2 separate regions of the Mus musculus genome follow, and region 1 is linked to region 2. The links are chromatin loops, found by intact Hi-C in ENCODE. Cell type or tissue: heart. All regions are shown on one strand. Links, peaks and the distances in the headings refer to the core of each region. The heading gives the core; the rest is flanking DNA.

Evidence for each region. A loop is a pair of places that touch in the nucleus more often than their neighbours do. Peaks named below come from ENCODE experiments on the same cell type or tissue, not always from the same donor. Only the 100,000 strongest peaks of a DNase experiment are listed, where the experiment ranks them.
Region 1: it touches region 2 in a loop (4-fold over the local background); 2 of 42 quality-filtered maps call a loop at or near these places.

Annotation. Positions count from the first base shown.
Region 1 is chr19:10,599,098-10,607,406 of GRCm38, forward strand. It overlaps Tkfc (triokinase, FMN cyclase), which reads right to left and starts at 5,161. Exons shown (of 17, transcript NM_145496.1): 1 at 5,071-5,161; 2 at 1,474-1,663; 3 at 211-321; 4 at 1-116. The coding sequence starts at 5,073. Ddb1 (damage specific DNA binding protein 1) reads left to right here and starts at 6,500. Exons shown (of 27, transcript NM_015735.2): 1 at 6,500-6,669; 2 at 7,748-7,896. The coding sequence starts at 6,609. In heart, for the core only: CTCF peaks have their summits at 3,934 (motif pointing left) and 6,347 (motif pointing left); DNase peaks (open chromatin) are centred at 3,364, 3,914, 4,654 and 6,394; H3K4me3 peaks cover 3,402 bases; H3K27ac peaks cover 5,170 bases.
Region 2 is chr19:10,444,816-10,453,138 of GRCm38, forward strand. It overlaps Syt7 (synaptotagmin VII), which reads left to right. Exons shown (of 12, transcript NM_001373944.1): 12 at 3,525-6,802. The coding sequence ends at 3,629. Among named protein-coding and RNA genes, the nearest start is that of Lrrc10b, 8.5 kb to the right of the region's middle. In heart, for the core only: a CTCF peak has its summit at 5,102 (motif pointing right); DNase peaks (open chromatin) are centred at 3,726 and 5,106; H3K27me3 peaks cover 3,979 bases.

The DNA of each region.
Region 1 (8,309 bases), core at 310-8,309, 150 kb after region 2:
GTCATCCTCAACTATCACCATCTCCACAGAGATGCCCTCGGCCTTGGCCTGCTCCATGGCAAGTCCAAAGTTGAGCCGATCCCCAGTGTAGTTCTTCACAATGAGGAGGGTGCCCACTGTAGGAACAGTAGCATGGTGTCATTGAGCCTTGCCCTTCCCCACCCCCAACAGAGCCCACCCACAGCATTCTCTCCTACATGCAAGCCTGACCTGTGCCTGCCTGGGCCACAGCTCTAATGGCTGCCAGGATGCTGCCCACAGGAGGAGAGGCAAACACAGATCCTGCGATGACACCTGTTAGCATCCCTTTCCCGATAAAACCTGGAGAAAGAGAAATAAGGATGCCGGGTAGAATCTAGGTCTGTTATCCCTGGGGGCTTCCCACATACCTGAGATCCATGTTTAGGTAAGCCCTACTTTGTGCTTGTGCTATGGCTAACCCCTACACAGGAGTCATCTTGAAAGATCTTCCCCTGACCTCCTACCCTGAAGAACTCTGTCTACTCTCACCATTTTCTGTTCTTCCTCCTATTCTTCTTTTACATAAAGCTTTTGAAAAAAGATTTGTTTTATTTGAGTGTTTTGCAAGTGTGTATATATGTGCACCAGGGCACCACATGTGTGCCTCATGTCTGTGGAGGTCAGAGGAGGCAGTGGTTCCCTGAAACTGGAGTTACAGATGGTTGTGAGCTGCTATGTAGGTACTGGGAACTGAACCCAGGTCCTCTGCAAGAACAAGTACTTTTAAGTGCTGAGTCATCGCTCCTGCCCCTCCATGTTTATTCTAGTGTTTGTTATAACCCATAAGGCTCTCTGAACTGCTCTTATTCACATCTGTCTTCCCAGAGTGGGGCATAAAAGTTTTCTACAGGGGAGGATCTTGCCTGATTCACATGTGTGCCCTGTACAGGGCCAAGTATATCAGAATATCGTGGGCTCACTAGGAGCTGATGAATGAATAAACAGAATATTGCCGGTGGACAGGAGAAGTGAACTGACATAAAGTCTGAGGCCTGCTTTAGGAGCTCCTAACGGAGGATCACATCTTTGCATCAAACAGGAAACCAGCTAAGATGGGTCAGCTGCGGGAAAAGGCATGATAGGATTGCAGAAGAGGGGTCCTAATTTGTGCTTGTAGAGTCAAGAAAGTTTCATGGAGGTGTTGGGTCAGCTGGACTGGAAAAACAGGCCAGGAAGACGTTTGAAATCACCAAGTCTCACACCTGAGGCTGTGACAGCCTCAGGGGTTAACTGGCTCAACCCTGCATTTCTAGAGCTGTAAGAATCCAGGTGCAGAGACAGGCTGTGACTGGGCGTGGAGTGGCTGGGGGCTGTGGGAGGATGGAGACTGGGCCCATTGCTAACTCTGGCCCCTGCACTGATTGTCTGGTACCTCACACTAGCACTGAGGACCTCCCAGGATCCCTACTCTGCTCTGGCCAGCACCCCTTACAATGAACACAAGATACTCACCGGCATGGGCAGGCTCATGGCCTGAGCCTCCACCTGACAGAAGTGCTACCCGGCCCTTGAGGGTGTCCAGGTCAGAACGTAGGGCCACACGGTGCCCTTGCAGGAGCTGCAAGTCAGGGTTAGAGGCTACTAACCCAGCAAGGGCATCATCAGCACACCCTTCCACAGAATTCACCATCTTCTTGGAACTCTGTGGAGGAAGAGCAAGAAACAAGAGGTTCAGAGTGTGGTCAGCAGGTACCCCCATCCTGCCTGCCCAGCAACATTACAGTGCCAAATCTCCCCAGGGGTTTCATGCCAGGGGAAAGGAACTACAGAAGCCACCTAGGAATTCTAAGGATACAGTGGTACCTTGAGTTATGTCATTACCAGGTGCAGGTGTCTGTGACTTCTCAACTTTCAATGTTTTATTCAGTATTTATTTAACTAATAGACCTTTACACCATGATTTCTATGTATCACCATGATTTCTATGTATCCTGCAAAACAGCTTCAATGTAAAGCAAATGGGGGAGTTCACTAGAAAAAAAAAATGAAATTGGGGCCCTGTCAGTTTCTGTTAGAGGAGGTAGGTTTTAGATTGAGACTCCTATGATGGGTAGAGTCTGGGCAGGCCCCACACCAACCCAGTTGGTACCACAACTGGTTTTCCTGGGCTAGAGCTAGACCGTTCATGCAGGGTAGCAGGGCCCAGTGCTAGGCCCTTCATGGGAACACAGATATCATTCTTACGTGCTATGCTATGCAAGAGGGACATACATGTGTGTGGAAGCACAGAAGAAAAGGGCCTCAGTCTCCTAAAGGGGAAGTCTCTATGAAGAACAAGAAAGAGACATGTAGGCATTGGGAAGGGGGTGGGGGGTATTCGGAGCAGAAGGAAGCATAAGCCAAGGTATGGGATACAGAATAGAATAGTGGCTCCTGGAAGCATCAGAGTGACATAGTGTTGCAAGCAATATGGCCTACAGGAAGAGGTAGACAGGGGCCTCACAAGCCACAGGAAGAATCGTTCACAGGAATCGTCAGGGTCAAAGCCTCAGCTCCAGAGCCTAATAACTATCCTCAGAGCCATGTCCTCAACAGGCCAGTTAAAGAGACAACAGTAAGGAGCAGACAAAGGAGATTTATCAATTTACTTATAATTTATGTTTTATAATAATTTATCAGATTGTTCATTATTTATCAATTCATTAATATGTTCTCATTGGGAAGAGGAACAAATAAAGAGGTCCAGGGATACTCTCTCATGTCCAAAGCCATCTTCAGGGCACGGATACGAGGTTTAGGTTTAAACAGAGAGGTATGTATAACCTAGTAGTTCTAGCTGGGTGTGGTAGCACAGGCCTTAGGAGATGGAGGCTTGGGGGGCGGGGGTGGGGGAGGACTCCGGAGTTCAAGGTTAGCATCAGCTACACAGAAAGTTGGAGGCCAACCTGAGCTACAGGAGACCCATGTGTCTCAAACTGAACATAAAAACTGAAACAAGCCAGGCGTGGTGGCGCACACCTTTAATCCCAGCACTCGGGAGGCAGAGGCAGGTGGATTTCTGAGTTCGAGGCCAGCCTTGTCTACAAAGTGAGTTCTAAGACAGCCAGGGCTATACAGAGAAACACTGTCTTGAAAAAAACAAAAAAACAAACAAGCAAAAAAAAAAACAAAACAAAAAAAACCCTGAAACAAGCCAGGTTGTGGTGGTGTGTGCTTTTAATTCCAGAACTCAGGAGGCAGAAACAAAACAAAACAAACAAACAAATATAAAAAATAAAACACTGAAAAAAAAAAAAGCCTAGTCAGTTAGGGCCAAGGTGTGGTTGACTGACTCATCCCCTTCTTGCAGGCAGCTGAAACACTGTCAGAAACATGTGAAATCTCTTCCTGGCTGCTTCTCCTCGTGAGTGTCAGGGCCTCTGTCTCTCTGTCTTTACCTCCCCCAGCTTGAGATTCTTGGGAAAATTCCACTTTGTTGCAGGCATTATTTCAGCAGTCTGATAGCTAATGGGAAGGGGTGAAATGTCTCTTTAGAATGTCTGCATTCTGCCAGGGCAGTTACACGGTGAGCTATGGGCCTCCTTAGGAGAGAGGGCGTGCAAAGGCTGACCTAAACCCTGGAGAATACCTCTGGGTCCAGCTGAGTCTGTACAGCGTGTGCAGTAAGAGAGACCAGAGTCGCCGTGTGCCCAGGCTCTAGTGTCAGCAGGACACCACGCCTGAACTCAGGGAGCAAACCTCTGTTCTGGGCTCAGTTCTTCCTCTGGGAACAGTGATTTACAGAGCTTATACCAGTGTTACGGGAAAAGCTCGCTAAAAAGGTGCCATAGCCCCTTTTGTGAACAGGCTTTGAAAAGCTGGAGCTAGCTAAATAACTGTTCCGGGATGGGATGTAGCCAGCAGCCTTTGTCCTCAGGAGGCAGGAAGAGCGAGCCTCAAAGTGGATCCAGAAGAGACTGCTGGCGCCACCTAGTGATCGCAGCCTGACCCAGGTCTCCGCAAAACACACTTCCTGCCTCTTTTTTCTGAGCCTTTATGCAAAATGAAGCGCTGATGTCTTCCTGCCAGGCTTTCCTTCATTTAACAAGGGCCAAGGCCATAACACCTACTTAAGGATGACGAGAGTGGCCTAGGTCAACAGACAACAAGCAGAATAAAATGAGCTCCATTTCTTACGCACTAAGAGCCAGACCCATTTCTAAGTATGAATATGTCTAATTTAATTTCCCCAATAACCCTTTGGAGGTAAGATTAGTACAAACAGCAGAAAACTGAAGCACAACAAATGACTGTGCACAAAGTCACACAGCCAGCCAGTGCCTAGACCCTCCAGGTTCATCCCAGCCACATGCTGTTTTCCCAAGTGGCTGAAGTCACAGGCACAGGGTGGGGAAAGAGGGATCACTGAGTCTCCCTCCAAGAGATTCCCAATCATTCCTGCACCAGAGCCATGCCTGTTTCCCAGTAACACAAGGGAAAGGAAAGGCAAGAAAGGGGAGGTACAGACTAGGCCACTAGGATTCTAGTCTGATCAACACTGTGCGGCCAGGCCATGTGCTAGCAGGTCTTAGTCTGCCATACTGCAGATGAGGTTGGCGAGAGGAGAGACCCGGAGAAGTGAAGCCTTTGGCATAGTAGTAACACAGTGATGGGCACGAGGCTGAAATCGAGCCCAGATCTGTTCAAGATCAGTTTTAAAGCAAACCCCGGGGACACTGAGAGCCTCCCACATTGCAGTTCCCTGCTCTGGGAGCAGCCCACACATGCCCAGGCTGAGGAACAAGGGCCCGATCATTCCTCCAGGTTCCCTCCTTGACTAGCAAAGTGACTTATCACACAGCAAGTAACTTGTTGTTCTGATCTAAATGCGTGCCTGAGATCCTAGCCATAGGGGTTTCAGGGTGCCTCAGGTTAACCTCAGACCTGGCTTGGCCCAGTGCCCCGCCCACAGGAAAGGGAACGGGGATTAAGCTGGAGATACAAAATGAAATTCTTGTCTTCTGAACCCCAAGAGGCAGCATCGTCTCAGATGGGGACTAGAGAGAGTCCGGGTGTCCAGAGTGGGGTTCCCCATGGTCGTCCCTCTATTGTGGCTCCCACAGGACTCACCATGGTGGGAAAGTTCTGAAACAAGCTGAGCTCACACTTCTGCTCTGAGATGCCGCCGGGTGGACGGTCCTGACTGCTACCAGGTCTGAAGTAGAGACAGCAGCACCTGCAGGAGTGGAAAGGACTTGAGTTGCTGAAGGTATGGGCAGCCGATTGGCAATGTCATGCCTCCCGTGCCTGTGCCTTAAGAATTAGGGAGCTGCCTCAGACTTTGATCCAAGTCCAAACTCTAGTTCGTGGGCTAGGAATGGAGAGGAGCGTGGGGACTGACCAAAGTTCACACCCCCACTTAGCCAGAAGGCAGTGTTTGGAATCATGTCCAGCTTAAAGCTGGGAAGGAGAAAATGTACAAAGACCTTTACCTTTCTGGCTGGCCACACTAGTAGTGAGTCAGCTCTGTGATCCTATTTTACTTCTGGAACACAGACTGAAAGCTCTAGTGAGTTGTCTAAGATTGTGTTGCTGAGAGTTAGGACTTGAGCCCATGTCTAGTCTTGCTACAAAGCCTAATGTTTCCCCTTAGTCAACCAGTTTCCCAGAGTCAAGTCGAGTGCCAGCTGGGGAGGTACAAATCATCTTCAGTTCCACCTGGTTCAAACCTAGCTACACTGATCTCTGCCTCATTTGTAAAATAGGGAGTTAGCTCTCCTCCTCCGGCATTCTGGAGATGCTTCAGGACTAGGCTTCTGCTGCTCCTCCTTTGGGGTTGGGGACATGGAGGCTGTCTGATGAAGCCTGGGACCTGCATCTGCGGGGCTGATTGCACTAGTCACCTGGGTGTTTAGGCTCTTCCTGTGAAATTCCTGCGTTGTATTTGAGCTTAGAATTTGTATCGCAGTAGAGGCACTAATAGTGCTATCAAGTAATTTAGTGGAGAGTCCTTTCGTTTCTGGAGAAATTAAAAGAGGTGAGCAAACACACCCCCAGGTGATGTGTGAGGCTGGGATGATTGTTCTAAAGTCAGTTGAGGGCATTCGAGGGATCAGGAGGAGCTCGAAGAATTAAGCAAAGGAAAGCACGATTCTACTCTGGGATGTGCACAGATGGTCACCTCTTATCCCCAGTCTAGTCCTCCGCAGCCCTTCCTGTTTTAAAAGAGGGAAAACCCCGAGGACGCCTGGAGCTATGGAGGAAGGAAGGAGGCAGAATCTGAGGAAGGGGCGCGGATCTGGGCTGGGAAGCCAGCAGGCGGCCACTTAGGGCGTAGCAGACCAAAGAGGAGGCCAGTTCTGCCTGCGTACCGGTACTCTCGCTCTCATCCGGGTACTGCGACCTCTGGCGGTTAGGAGAAGGCGGGACCTCAGGGGGCGGGGCCTCGCTTGGTTGGCCGCCTCGGGCTCCGTAAGTCCTCCAAGAGGCCAGGTGAGGCCGTCCCGTGATCCTCTGCGCCTGGCCTCTCTGGCCTGCAACGTGTCTCAGGGGCGGAGGCAGCAGCCACGGAGTTGGCTGCGTGAGGGTGGGGGTTCTCAGTCTCTTCGCTCGCGCCCGTCTCTCTATCGTCGCTCTAGGCGCCCCACGGGCCAACCCAAGGCCTCAATATGTCGTACAACTACGTCGTAACGGCGCAGAAGCCTACTGCAGTGAACGGCTGTGTGACCGGTGAGATTGCCCCGGCCGGAGACCCGGGCAAGGGAGGGATCCCAGGCCTAGGGAGGCCAGCGGCCCCAGGGGCGGCGGGAGCAAAAACTTGGGCTCCGGGAATGGAAGGCGCTGGCAGTCGCGGAACGTCCCCCTTAGCTCGCGATCTCAAAGGAGCTGTTCCCACCACGCGCCTTTTGGGCAGCGGAAGCAGCTATTCTGGGTCCTTTTTTGCTCATAGGAGGTCACTTGTTATTGAGGATTGGTCCAGGCCTGATGGGACGGAGAGCGAAGTGTGAGTTGTGTGCGTGGTTGATTGAGTCTTCAAACTTGCCCCATGTGGTCAGGGGAAAGGGGAGATGATAATGGGGCAAGTTTTGAGTTCATAATTTTCCGGTGGATGTCCAGGAGGTTGAGGAATTTGAGCAATGTCTGCACCCCCCCCCCCCCGGCCCTCTCCAGACCCACCCTTTTGCCTGGGGCTGTTGTTTACTCCAGGGCGCTGCTGGAGAACAAGGTTTGGTTGGCCCGTCAGTGTGCGAGCTTTGCCTTGTTTGTGTGCGTGGCTCTTTATCGGCAGTTACATCCCAAACCAAAGAACATTCATCTTGAACTCATATTTTCAGCTACTTAAATTCGTGTATTTACGTAAATGCTAATCATTTCAGAACAAAAGTTTCTTGTTCAGAGAGAGCTACAGAGGGCTGGGTGGTGTTGGTAGATTGCTTGGGAGATAAAAGGACAACACTGAAGGCTCTGGGAAATTTTCTTCGCTTTATCTTTCTGGATGGGAACTCAAGGAAACACAGGCTTTCTCCATTAGCGTCAATTACAGTCTGCTGTTGTAATTTAGAAAGGAAAACCCAACAACCATCCGAAGAATTTTCGTGGTCATAGTTTGTTGAAGGCCAGGCTGTTGTTGCCCAGTCGACAGTACATTTTTAAAAGTCTGATTAAGACTATAGCTTTGTTGAGTGTGTGAAGCAAGACATTGAGGTGCTTCATTTGGTGAGGAGGCGAGGTCCTTAGGTAGATTTATTTAGAGGTACCTGAAAGGCCTATCCTCCAGCTTCCAAAGTTAGAGGCTCTCTTCTTTCAGGACACTTTACTTCAGCGGAAGATCTGAACCTGTTGATTGCTAAAAACACAAGATTAGAGATCTATGTGGTCACTGCGGAGGGTCTTCGGCCAGTCAAAGAGGTGGGAATGTACGGGAAGATTGCAGTCATGGAGCTCTTCAGGCCCAAGGTAAGGGACGGGCCCTGAAGGAACCCTTGGGTGCAGAGTTTAAATGGGATGGGTGAAGGCTTAAGTAGAAACTCTTTGGGAATGGCAGTCTGTAACCAGAATCCCAGAAGGAGAGAGTTATTAGGGAAGAGAACCTGAAGGAGCTTGTGGGTTAATGCCGCAGAGGTTGTAGTGTTAATCCTAGCTTCATTTCTTAGTCATCTCATGTAAAGCACCTTTGAAAGCCTTGATTTCCCCGTTTACAAATGGGCGTAACGGTGCCCTCTCCCGTAGAGTACTGTGAAGATAAAATGATTGATTTTCACAGAGTAAGCACATCCTGTTAGCTTAACAGTTTCATTACTATTAGAACAATTGTAATTCAACTGTATCCAAAACAAAAAAACCCCAAAAAACCATGAATGTTTTTGAGG
Region 2 (8,323 bases), core at 277-8,276:
CCTTAAAAGCTGTCACCTCTCTGAGCCTCATTCTCTCTGCTGCAGATGAGAGTCAGGGAGTGATAGCCACACAGTGTAGTGGGAGCGTTTGATAAGGGCACAGTGAGACGCTCAGCCTGGCGCCTGAAGTACGTGTGTAGCTTCTGTTGTTGTAGATGCTAGCTCTGAAATGTTTCTGCCGATGGCGTGTGTGGTCATTTATTCAGTAACAGAAGTCTGACTTCCATTATGCTCTCTTGTTTTGTTTTGAGTCAGTTTCCCTGGCTGTCCTGGAACTCGCTCTGTAGACCAGGCTGGTCTTGAACTCTAGAGATCCACCTGTCTCTGTCTCCCTACTGCTGGGTTCAAAGGCGTGCGCCACCGGCTCAAGCTGGCCTCCTTATGTAGCTGAGTATGTATGGTCTTGGATCTCTGATCCTGCTGCCCCTGTCTTCCAAACACTGTGGTTGGTTACAGGCAGCTGCCATCGAGCCTGCCTGATGCAGTGCTGGGGACTGAGTATGGGGGCTCCATGTGTACTGGACAAGCACTGACCAAGTCAAGTCATGGAAGCGTGACCAGGAATAGTGCCGAGAACCAGTGATCAGGACAGAGGAAGTGAGGGAGTGGAAACACGGGTCCCTAGGTATATGTGATGTGTTTATAAAAAGATAAAGAGAGGAGGGGATATGTTCTATGGAGGTGAGGTGAGGTATGGCCTCAGCGGGCCCATGCCAAGGCATCCCTCCCCCCTGAGGGACCAGCCACACGACAATATAGTATAGAATAGAGTTTATTCAGGGTATGGGGAGGGGAGTTAAGAGGGTAGTAGAGGCAGAGAAAGGCAGAGGGAGAAAGAGAGTAGAGGAGTAGAGGCTGGCCATGAGCTTGTGGAGAGAGAGATGGGAGAAGGGAATGGGGAGGGGGAAGGGAAGAGCAAGGGAGCAGGAGAAGAGCAAAAGAGCAAGGAGGGTGGCAAGCAACCCCTATTATAGTGGGACGGACCTACCTGGCGGTTGCCAGGTAACTGTGGGGCAAAGCATACCTGGCTGTTGCCATATAACTGTGGGGTAGAACTTAGACAGAATGCTAACAATATGACTGTTTTAGATACTTTTCCTCTGCTGTGAAAAAGCACCAAGACCAAGGCAACTCATAATTTAATAAAATTAATAAAATAATAATTTAGGCCTCCATTTCAGAGGGCAAGTCCAGGGCCATCATGGTGAGGAACATGGTGGCAGGCAGGCGGGCAGGCACGGTGCTGGTGCAGTAGCTAGGAGCTCACATCTGAGTTGGCAGAGAGAGCTAACTGGGAATAGCATGGGCTTCTAAAACCTCAAAGCCCAGCCCCAGTGACACACTTCCTCCCACAAGGCCACACCTCCTAATCCTTCCCAAACGTGTCCACCAGCTGGGGACCAAGCATTTAAATATAACAAGCCTATGATGTCCTTCTCATTCAAACCCCAACAATGGTGTTTGGAGAAGGATGGTCTGGCATCTGCAGAGAAGGAGCCACTCTGGAGGCATTCCCTAGAAAGATGAAAAGGAGAAACTAGTTGTTGGGGAGAGAAAAGCAGCTAGCCTTGTGGAAGAAAGCTGGCCCTGGGAGTATTATTCAGCCAGCCAGTGGGCACAGGTATGGAGACTAGAGTGTATGCTGTGAGCAGGGCCCACTGAGCTCCCTAGAGGCCCTTGCAGCCATGCTACAACTCTGCTTTATAGAAGTAGATGTTCTTGGGGGGTACTTTAGCTTCCTTTACCAGACCAGCCTTCTGTGGGCCAAACCAAGTCAAAAATGTTTTTTTTATAATGTTAGTTTTTACATTGTTCTTTTTTTTTTTCTTTTAAGTTTTATTTATTTATTATATGTAAGTACACTGTAGCTGTCTTCAGACACTCCAGAAGAGGGCGTCAGATCTCGTTACGGATGGTTGTGAGCCACCAATGTGGTTGCTGGGATTTGAACTCTGGACCTTCGGAAGAGCAGTCGGCGCTTTTAACCACTGAGCCATCTCGCCAGCCCCCAAAAATGGTTTTGTTCTTGCTTCGTCCTGGGATAGTTTAGGAAGCCCAAGGACCCTGGAACCTTTCTGAATCACAGGCCCAGCTCAACTCCTGGAGACTGGGAATCTGGCCTTGTTCCAGGCTATGGTACCAAGCTGGGCTGACATTGCAAAAGCAAGTAGGCACGAAGGAGCACTTGGCTGTGACCTGTGGCGGTGGTAGTAGTGGTGATGGTGGGATAGTGGGGTGGAGCATTTAGTGAGCCTCAGAGTGAGACTGAGAACTTAGTCCAGCGAGGGCAGCAGACACACGCCACTTCCAGCTGTCTGTAATATCAGTGTCTATTATCAGTCAATTGGCTCAGAGGAGTCTGAGTTGCACAGAGGAGCCTTGAAGCTGAGAAAGATATTCCACCCCTGCATAGGGCTTGCTCATTTTGTCTTGGTGTTTTATCGTTTGTTTGTTTTGACAGGCTCTTGCTTTATAGCCCAGGTTGGCACTCAAACTCACTATGTACCTCCAGGGTGGCCTCCTACTCATAGCAATCCTTCTGCCTCAGTGTGAGAACTTTAGGTATGAGAATTTTAGGTAGTAATACCTGATGTTTAAATGTACATAAAAGTAGGAAATGTAATATGGTGTATCCATATCCCTCTTGCCAATGTCCTCAATTGCTAGCCCCTCACAATGTATCTGTCACAGCTTAAGGAACTGACATGGGACCTTGCTGTGAACCTGTCAGACTTCATTTGCATTTGGCCAGTTCTTCCACTAATGCCCCAGGCCTGCTCCTGGATCCAGTGTTAGCTAGCACGTTGTACTCTGTCGTCAAGGCCCCCAGGCTCTATGACCTGTGACAGTTTTTTGCCCTATGAGTTGTCATCTTGATGGCCTTAAGGTGCCCTGGCCAGGATCTTGCAACACTGTCCGCTTTTCTTCTAATGCCCCTGGTCTTAAGCATTCCTGGTGTCTAGGCCAGGCTCAGCTGAGACTGCTTTGGGAGTTTCTGGGGCAGCCCTGCAATGTTGCAGGGCCCTTACAAGAGCCTAGGCTGCATTGGCAGTCTAGAAGCACCAAGACTTTCCTTATACCATTTTGAACTTTTAAACTATGACTGAAGGTAAGACTCTTAACTCTGTGTGTTTTCCCATCTGAAAACTGGGGCTAATCTGGTAGTTTGTTCACCTGCCAGGTTTGGAAGCACACACTGACCTCGAGATATATAGCCCCCAGTACAAAGTCAGGGGCGGGGCCAGGAAATGCAGGGAGATGGGAGAGACAATAACAATGGTGTCCCTTCCTAGGTCAGGGAAGATTGCCCCAGCCAAATGCCTGTATCCTGACCTTCACTGCAAAATAGGTAACAGTTTGATGTCAAAGGGCCAGGCATGCCCAGGCCCTTGAGGGATAGCAGTCAGGAAACTAGGTCAGGCTGGCAGGAAGGGAAAGGGGCAGCCTCTGTGGGCCAGGCTGTTACTATGGGACAGGGCCCAAGCCTCAGAGCCTGCCATTACGCATCTTCTCTTCCTCCCCAGATCTACCTGTCCTGGAAGAGCGGACCAGGTGAAGTGAAACACTGGAAGGACATGATCGCTCGTCCCCGGCAGCCTGTGGCCCAGTGGCACCAGCTGAAAGCCTGAGTGGGGCCAAGGGAGGCTCCAAGGGCCAAGGCCTGGCTCCCCATCATGCCCCTACCACTTTATGCACAATGCCCAGCCCGGCACCCCTGCCATGGTGAGGGGAGACCCCGAGGGCTCAGCCAGGGAGGGGTACCAGAACTCTACTGGGCCCCATTTCTAGGAAGTACCAGCCCCACCCCATGAGTCCAGCTCAGGGGTGGGGGCTTGGGAGCCATTCCCTGCTTTGCCTCTTTCTTTCCTGATTTGCTGATACTAAAGACGTGGGGGAGAGCTCAAGAGCCAGATGGGCAGATCCCTCCAGAGGCCCGCCAGGTGGGCATAGCCCCCGTTTTCTTTAAGGCAGTGCCTGGAGTGGAGAGAAGCCACCCCTTCCCTAGATCCCCTTTTTGGGGCCCAGAAGAGGAAGGCCGAGGCGTTTGGCCACGGCCTGGTCATCAGGCCCATCCCCAGCTTCAGGTGCCGGCTGGGCCCTGGACACTGAGGATAGTATATAGCCTGTGCTCCAGAGTCCTGGAGATGTGGCCCTGTGTATTTGTGTTGTGTCTACTGTGTGTGTGTGTGTGTGTGTGTGTGTGTGTGTGTGCCCACATGCGTGTACACATGTGCACCTGGAAGCTCATGCGCACGTGTGGGAAAGGGGGAGCTCACTCCCTATCGCCCTGGGACCAGCAGTGCTGATTGGCTATGGAAAATAGCAGAGTTTCGTGAGGATGAAGTAGGGCTGGGTCAGGTAGAGGTCAAGGCCACAGGGAAGGTAGGAGAGGAAGGGTATGGACGGCTGAGAAGAAGTGGGGACCAGGGCAAATGGCTGTTTCAGCTGCCTCCTGGCACCCACTTTGCCTGTCTCTGTAGCCCCCACCCCCACAATTCCCCAGTAGCAACTCTCTACTGCAATGTCGTCCCTTGGGCCTGGGCTCACACTTTGTAGGCACCTACTCACCGTGTGCATGGCCTTCCAACAGGGCACCACTCCCATCCTTCTCAGGCATTCCTAACCCCTCGCCCAGGGACCCCCACCTTTCCAAATCTCATTTTGCAGTCAAATTGGCATCTGCTCCACACTCTGGCTTGGATATAGCCCCCGATCCCCACCCCTTGCCCCGACACCTCCACCTTTTCTTTGCATAATCTGATCAACCCCTGGCCTTCTCCAGGCTGTCTTGACACATACCCCACCCCCACCCCTACCCCCACCCCAGAGTAGCAGCTCTTTCTGCCCCTCCCACCCACCACGCAAGCAGAGGAAGCGGGGAGCATTCCAGGAGTCTGAAGTTGCCATACCCAAAGAAGCTGTCGTCCCTTCTCCCCGCCTCTGCTGAGACTAGAACTGGCTTCCCTTTGGAAATAGCAGACTCCAGAATGATCCCTCTTAAGTCCTGTCGTCCCTCTGTGCTGTATTGAAAAGACCCAGCTGGTGAAAGAGCCTCAAAACCAATTCAGAGACTTGAGCCCAACATACCCTAATTCTACCACCAGGTGGCACCAGAACACCACATCTATGGTAGCAGTTGGGGACCATAAATACAGTTCTACCCTGACTGGCACCTTGACACCCCAAGGATGGAAGGGGCTCTGGACTGCATCTGCTTATCTAGAGCACAGTGGGAACACAGTTATGTGGGCACAGTTTCCTTCAGTGGGCTTCCCCTTAAGCTCACCCTTCTGCTCTAGGTGGGAGATCTCCTTTTGTCCATAGCAAAATGTCCTTAAATCAGATTTCACACCCTGTCCCCAGGGACCTGGAGGAATCCCTTATGTAGTAGGTGAATCATTCGTAGAGTGAATAATTCCATTGTAAAACAAATAGTTACCCATATTACTTGTAAATCTAAATGTTTGTATACTACAGCTTTTGCTTTAAATAGGACCATCCCCAACTCCCTTGCCCAGCTGGGTGTAACCCCAGGAAAGGGACCCTCCCAACTCCCTGCAGAGGCTGTGTGGGAACAGAAGAGGGTAATGTAGAAAGTCTGGAAACTCGAGAGAAATCGCTGCCATCCTTCCTTCCATCTGCCTCAGTCTCCTGAGTGCTTCCACCAAGGCATCCGAGGGGCCCGAGCAACCTGCACCAGCAGGTGTAAAGTTGGCAGCGGGTTTATGCAGAGCGTGCTCCTGCACCTCTTAGCCAGTCAGCTCAGCATCCCCCCACATAGCTGTTCTCCCCTCAGACTACTAGGAATAGTAGTGACCCAGCCTGGGTGGAGGGGTGGGGGGGCCAGCCAGACCTTGCAAACAGTGGGTGGAGAACAGAGTGGGTTTGCACAGGGTGCAGCTGGATGACACAGAGGCTGGGCATAAGATGTTAGGGCAACTGGGGGAACATGGAAATGGGGGGGAGGGACTTGAGGGTGAGGAGGGCACCAGAGCTCTGCCACCACTGTCCTAGGATCTTGGGCAAGTCACCCACACTCCCTGGGCCTCAGTTTCTCCATCTGTAAAATGATGGTAATAATACTTCACCTACCTCATGGGGGAGGTTGTGAGGCCACCATCACCTGACCTAGGGGGTCAAGGCAGGAGGGCTCTGAAGGTGCTACCCAGAGCAAAGTTGTCAGTGAGGCCTGAAAGCAAGGCCCACCTGCCAGTCCACCCTACCCCACAGAGCCTCTAGGGACCGCCAGAGCCAATCTGTCTCTTCACTGTGTCCCCACCCCCTTTATGAGCGTCATCTGACATCTTGTGGGCACCCTAGACTTAGTTGTTACATTGTTTAGGTAGCTTTTCTTGTGATCATCTTCTCTGTGTAACTGCTATACAAATTCCACCTGCCCCAGCACACCCCTCCACCTGCCCTCCAGCACCAGAGGCCAGGGAAGGGACAAAGGAAAACAGCCACAAAAGAAAAAAAAAAAAAAAAAAAGCCAAGGGGACTCCCAGCTCAGCTGGGGCCCCCAGGGGTGGGAACTGGTGGCGCTGTTTGTATTGTGTTTGAGTCCTTGAGCGCAAGTGTTTTATAAAAAATAAAACAAAAATCCACTATCACAAAAAAAGAAAAAAAATACAGCAAAGAGAACTGAAGACAAAAGGGAAAAAGAACCATACAATTTTTTTCCACCATATGCACCCTCTAAGCCAGCAAAATTTTCCTCTTTGCAAAATCATATTTTTGTGGGAATGGGCCCTGCTTTTTGTGGCAAGGCCTGTTCTGATTAATAAAGGATCGTGAAAAAGTAGGGCCTTGGCTGTTTCCTCTGTGGGTCCCAGCCCTCTCTCTCTCTTCTTCCAGGGGAAGCAACAGCTGGGATTGGAGGGACTGGGGAGTCTTGGGGGTGTCTCCACTCAGCTTGTCACCTGACACTTGACTTTTCATTGTGGCTTGGGCCTGCTGGAGCTGCCCGCTCACTCTCAGATCAAGACTAATCCCTACAATTCACCAGCTGCCCCAAAGTAGAGAATATTGCATGCCCCAGGTCAGACCTAAAGTCATCTCAGAAGTAGTGGGATCTCCCTGAGATCGCCAAGACCTCCCTTGGAGTCCAGCCTCACCATCACCTGCTCAGCTTCTATGACTTGGGGCCAATGTCTCCTTCCAGGTCCTGGCAGGGGAAAGAAAGGTAGTCTGAGCTCTAGGTCAGACTGCTGAATCTGTGGCCTTTCTCCAATCTATTGTCTAGGCTGATTCTCTATGGTTGGGGAAAAAAATCTCTCCAATCTAAAGAGCCCCATCGGCAAGTTCCAAGCTGAGGACCTGAGAGACTCCGGTGCCCTCCTGTATGTGGCTCTGGCAAGCCATGCCCTTTGCTGTGCTCTCAATGTCCTCTATTCACAAAGAAGCAATAATTTTCCAGCCACTCCCTGCTCTGTCCAGGGCAGCTGGCCTGCCAGTTCTCAGGGTACTGCAGAAGGCCAATCATATCTGCTTCAGATAGGCACTAAGGGGACCCCATAATTCCATGGGCCCTGCCCCACTCTGAAGTGAAGAGGGTCACATACCCTCTGTCCCCCACATCTGGGACCAGCAGCTGCCTCCTTAATCTGTACTAAGTACCCTCATTCTGAAGCAGCCTGCCCTTTCCCCTCTACCCCTTAACTTCCTAAGTGTAGTTTAGACATCCCTTTTAAAAGGTGTATGCAGGCTAGGGTATAGCTCAGAGGTACAGCTCCTGCCCTAGTGTGCACAAGCACCTGAGAGGGGATAAAACAGCTTCTGTTGGCTTCTATTCCAGAAGTTCGAGGGAGTCCTGGGGTCAGGTAAGTAGCTTCAGGCTCACCCTGGGTTTTGTTTAGCTTTTCTTTGGGAAAACAAGCCCAAGAAACAGTTTTAGCATAGTTGGTTCAGCACAGCAGAGGTGCCAGACCCTGACCACTGGCACAGGGCCTCTACCCTGGACTTCTCTGGCTCACTCCCTCTGCCTGCTCTGAGCTACTCACGCATCCCTTCACGTGCCTGAGAGAGACCACTGTCCTTCTCCCGCAAGTCCCTCCCAGATGCACTACTTCTAAAGGTCTCTCTGGCCTTTCTGGATGCTGGGCTCTCCTCTCCTTCTCTGAGAAAGACAGCTGAAGGATAATTCGAACATGCTTGACGCTCCATCCTGAGCTGCTCCCATCTGTTTCTAATGAAGTCATCCACTTCCCATGTTCTGGGTCCTGTGTGTGTCTGTGTGTCTGTGAATGTATACATGTGCGAGTGTGGTGTCTCTTAGATTGTGAGCCCTTGGGCAGGGTTCCCTGTCTGAATAGACGTTCTGTGT